Regions from separate parts of the Homo sapiens genome. Here region 2 is linked to region 1. A link is an interaction called in ENCODE POLR2A ChIA-PET data of the cell type or tissue named here. Cell type or tissue: PC-9. All regions are shown on one strand. Region 1 overlaps B4GALT5 (beta-1,4-galactosyltransferase 5). Region 2 overlaps SLC9A8 (solute carrier family 9 member A8).

What was found. Peaks named below come from ENCODE experiments on the same cell type or tissue, not always from the same donor. Only the 100,000 strongest peaks of a DNase experiment are listed, where the experiment ranks them.
Region 2: POLR2A ChIA-PET joins it to region 1 with 10 read pairs; 5 of 35 experiments call an interaction of 5 or more read pairs at or near these places.

Annotation. Positions count from the first base shown.
Region 1 is chr20:49,674,440-49,676,939 of GRCh38, forward strand. All of the region lies in intron 1 of B4GALT5 (beta-1,4-galactosyltransferase 5), which reads right to left. Among named protein-coding and RNA genes, the nearest start is that of B4GALT5, 38 kb to the right of the region's middle. RefSeq lists an enhancer at 2,159-2,238. In PC-9, CTCF peaks have their summits at 622 and 822; DNase peaks (open chromatin) are centred at 452, 1,102, 1,662 and 2,462; H3K4me3 peaks cover 2,288 bases; H3K27ac peaks cover 2,500 bases.
Region 2 is chr20:49,849,559-49,852,058 of GRCh38, forward strand. It overlaps SLC9A8 (solute carrier family 9 member A8), which reads left to right. Exons shown (of 16, transcript NM_015266.3): 6 at 21-122; 7 at 1,252-1,286. Among named protein-coding and RNA genes, the nearest start is that of MIR12122, 13 kb to the right of the region's middle. In PC-9, no CTCF peak of the experiment used is centred here; no DNase peak of the experiment used is centred here.

The sequences.
Region 1 (2,500 bases):
GAATCAAGAACTGCATTTAGGGTCGGGTGTGGTGGCTCATGCCTGTAATCCCAACACTTTGGAATTACAAAATCCCAGGAATTAGTAACTTTTTTTAGTGAGTCTGCAAATGTTACTGAATAAGCCAGCCGCAGGACTGCTCATGGAAGGGGAAGGGAGGCACAGGAGACCGAGGTGGGAGGATCACTTGAGCCCAGTAGTTACAGAGACCAGACCAGCCTGGGAAACATAGCGAGACCCCATCCCTATTAAAAAAAAAAAAGAAGAAGAAGAAGAAAAAGAATTGCATTTAGTCTTTACCTATAACGTCCTATAATGTCATAGGTGAACTAAAAGAAATGATAAATATATCCTCCTGTTGTCTCTCAATGGCTTTCCACCACTTTCAAGGTCCAAATTCCTCATGCTTAGTATGACTCAGAAAAGTCCATAAAACCTGGCTCCTGCCTCTGGAATTTCAGTTCTTGCCACTCCCAACTCTACCCACAATGGACAGTTCTCTGGAACCTGCTAAGATCTCAGACAATGCTGCTCCTACTGGCTAGGTGCAAAGACACAAAAACTAAGATTTCAAAAGCAAAAAATCCCGGGAAAAATAATCTATCACAACAAAAGCATGAGCTCAGGAAGAAAAGGGAGTGGAGGGGATAAGAGCAGGGGAGGGGGACCAAACCCAACTTTGCCTCCCTTCCCCTTCCACGAGCAGCCTGGTGGCTGGCTTGTTCCGTGTGTTCAGTAACATTTGCAAGGACCAAAAAAATCACTAATTCCTAAGATTGCTGTTACTCTCAAACAAAAGTCAATTCCCAAGCCCACACACCCCACAGTCAAGCTGAGAGTTAAAACTCAGAAAACTCAAAGGCCTTAGGATACTGACCCTATGCTGGCAACCACATAGCTCAGAAATGCAACAAATATTAAATTATGGTGTCCTGTAATGGATTTACACTTTACTTTTAAATATTAACAAGACGGCCACAGGGAGTAAGTTTATCAAGGGATAAGAATCCTAACAGTACCTCCTAGTTCACTCAGAGGCCAATTAACATTTCCCACCACGCCCAACAACAAGGCTCCTGGGGGTGTTCAAAGTTGCTTATGACCCTGTGGAGCTATCAGCAGGTACCTCTGCCCCAGAACCTATTATGAGCAATGCACTAGGGGCTCGGTGCACAAGGAAACACCTGAACTACAACTACCCAAGCAAATATCATATCTTTGTAGGTTGTCGGGTTTCTTCAGCTGTCTGAAGATACAAAACCTCATGTGACTGTTTGATTTTTAGTCTCTTCTCACCTTGGTCTTCCTTTCTCACAGTTATTTTTAAAATCAGCAACTGGCTAATATTTGAAAACTGTCAGTAGCCAACTGTCCGTTTCACAATTAGATCACTGTTCAAAAGGAGCAGAATTTTCAACTCTAGACTTTAGTTCAACAAGCTAGCAAATCATTACAGGAATGAGTGACTTCATCTTTACAGCTGGGTCGCTGCACTATGAGGCTACACTAAAATATACCTAATTGTTGAATTCCAACATGTCTGTAGGCCCTCCCCGCATCTTCAAGGTTAGAGTTTTTATTATTGCATCCTCCCCCAACCCAACCCCCCCAGACAAAGCTTGGCATTTTCGGAATCCCTACTCATAAAGTGACTCAGTCCACCGATGGGCCAACTGACAAATCCTTAAGGGATTAAGATATTACCAGGTAAAAAGTGACTTTTAAAAATGTACATAATACATATATATGTAGAGAGAGAGAGTGTGTGTGTGTGTGTTACAGGAAAGCTATTAACTATACTATGAATAAAACAAAATTTCACTGAAAATAAAAGTGATCAGGTAGCACTGACTACAACCTTCTAAATTCCCCCTAAATGAATCCACAGAAAGACTTTCTTGAAGGGTCTTTTGCTAATTTGCGGTTAGAACACAACACACTCAAGAAAATGATGCTCACAGCAGGACACTAATACTAAGTAATTTCTGAGATTATGTCTGCATTTGTGCTAAATAATTTATGCTAGGAGCAGAAATAAAAGCAGAGATGAAGTTAAGCTATTGATTGAAGACTGTGCTAACCCCATTAAAAATAAAGAGAGGTATGAATGTGTGCCTTCACAACTCAGCTCAGGATATACTTGCCAACTGAGCTCTTCCTTCCGTAAGAAGGCCCATTGCTCTTGGCTACTGCGCAGGGGCTATGAAGGCCCCATGGTTCTAGGACTAGAGCAGATGCGTACAAACTCCCTAAAGTCACAGGAAGGAAGGGGAGGCACAACTGGAGAGAAGTTGGTGAACTGCCTCTCTGGCCCATAGGGGCATGAGGGCGGGGGGCACAGAATAAAACCATAAAGCAATAATTTTCACTATTTAAAAGAACAAGTCTAAATGGCACACATCCTCTGTGTCTAAGATGACTAGCACTGCTGTTTTTTGATGAGTCATCAAGGGCAGTCATGCTGAAAAGCAGGGATACTTCTGTATTCCACCTATGTAAT
Region 2 (2,500 bases), 180 kb after region 1:
ATTTCTGCTCTTTCAAACAGGGTAACTTCTTTCAAAATATTGGTTCCATCACCCTGTTTGCTGTTTTTGGGACGGCAATCTCCGCTTTTGTAGTAGGTGGAGGAATTTATTTTCTGGGTCAGGTAAGAAAATCATCTTTGAAACACTTTGAAAGTCTTACATTCTTAGAGCTAGTGCAGGGAGGTGGGAAGGTGAAATGGGGCCACTTTGTGGGGCCTGGGTTTCACCCTTAAGGTAAATTCCTTCTGGAAGGAAATCCTAGCTTCATATGAGGCACAGTAGAGGCGTGCTAAATTGTTTCAAAGTGTCCTCCAAGACCTTTGGTATCTGGAATTGAGTAAAACTTTTCCATAATCCCCCCCAAAGTATTTGAGTTTATTTGCAAACCAATACTGTCTTAAATTAGAATACCTAAAAATGAAGCCAAATATATGCCATCAAGAACTTCAAACTGTGTTGTCAAGTAGACTGAATTGGGGTTGAATGCTGTTTTTTGATAAAAATTTGTATTTAAAAAATCAAAGATGTGCTTTTCTGCTGGCATTGGAGAAATAATAAAATCAAAGGTGATGCTGAATCTCTTCACTCAATTCTAAGCTGTCTACCTGTAGAATTATATACTCTGGATTTTCCACAATTGCTAAACCACTTCCCAGTGGCACCAGTTGGGTGGTCTCTACTTTAGACTTCAAATTAATTTAGACCAAACATCCCTAGGAAGGTAGTATCTGTAGTTTTGTATTATGCATGTCCATGCATGTCACATTCTTTTCCTTTATTGTCAGTTGCAGAAAGTTTGCCTGTCTCAGTTCTGAAAATTAAGTTGAGGGTCAGGTATCTGAGTGACGGGCAGATTTCTTTAACACATCAGCTGCTTTCTTCTCTCAATAGCCAAAGCCCATTCCATTGGATTTTCACCTATATTGCAGCTTTGATGGCACCAGAATAAATCTGTCTGTCATGCAGCTTTCTTCATTGCTCAGCTTCTAGTATTAAGTAAGAATAAACTTAAGGAAACTACAGTTAATTGGGCTTGAAGAATGTAGCATTCTTTTCCATACTCTCGTTGCATGCCGATGGAATGCATGTTTCAACTAAGGCTTAGGAGCTTTTATTTTTCAAGTGGTTTGGGAACTGAAGATTAATGTCCTTATTAGTTTTAATAAAGCACTAATGGACATTTAAATCTTGGCTGTTCTCCAGGGTTTTTTTTTTGTGTGTGTCTGTGTGTTTGTGTGTTTTATTTTACAGGCTGATGTAATCTCTAAACTCAACATGACAGACAGGTAAATCCTTCATACTGTAACACCCATGCGACTGCTTTTCAGACAGGGGAAATGTTTCTCCACATTGCTTCCTGGGTGTGGTACTGTTCTATTCTCTCTCTGTGTATTTATTTTTGGTAAGGATTTCTGCCATAGAATCTTACTCTGAGTTAATTTGTATCTCTGAAATGAATCAAAAGTATCCTAAAGACTTTTGAAGATCCCTAGTGGGGCATTGCTGATTGGAATGATTTAGTTTAAGCTTGGGAGGGAGTAACTCTGCTCAGCTAACTGCCCTGCCTGTGTGCACGCGTACACTGTACCATTGTCTTCTTATTTACAAGACTTTTCAGTCGCCGTAACAAAAAGTCTTCTTGACAGATTAGAGATGGAGAGGGGGAGTGACGGAGAAACTTTCCTCTGGGATTCCCACGAAGCCTGTGGTGGGGGAAGCAGGGCCAAGACCTCTATTGTGGTTATTGTAGAAAGCCCCTCCATCTGAAGCCACTCCCGTGAGCACTTCCCATGAGCCCCATCCAGGATTTCCCAGAATTGCATAGTGAGAAGCAACCTCACTAGGTTGAGGCAGTTGTCTCTCAGAAGGTACCAGATCTAGTGCTGAAAAAGTGCCCATGCTGAGCATAGTCTGGGTTCCCCCCTCTGAGAGCAGACAGCCTTGCTCAGTGTGTCTGCATTTGGTCTTGTGACATGGCTGGGGAGCTGGGCAGCAGGGTCACATGTTCGTCCCCAGATCCTTGCCATGGGGCCAGTCAGAGCTTTCAGGATTTAGCAGCAGTTTAGCAACTTGGGACTAGAATCTGGGAACCCTTTTCATGGGAACTGTGTCTCTGATAACAAATCCAATTCTATTTCTACCTCCACTCACCACCCACCCCAGCCCAGGACAATTTTGGAGCTTTTGTTGTAAGACAGTTTTGATACATAAACAAGTAGTCCTATTCCATGAGAGCTGGAAATAAAGCAGAACTGATGTCCTGTGTTTGGTAGGTATTTTGCAAATAAAAAGAAATGCCCAGTAAAGGAAGGTATCACAGTATTCAAACCTTCCACTTGTTTTGGGGGCAACTGGTTAGAGATACAGACAATGCTGGATAACTTCCTGTGAAGTTGAATTGAATCAGTGGTTGGGATGTTCAGGTGGAGGACAGGAAAGGAATTGCCCTGTAGACACACTGACTTAGAGCCGGGTAGTGTTTTCCTCTCCGTGTGCAGAA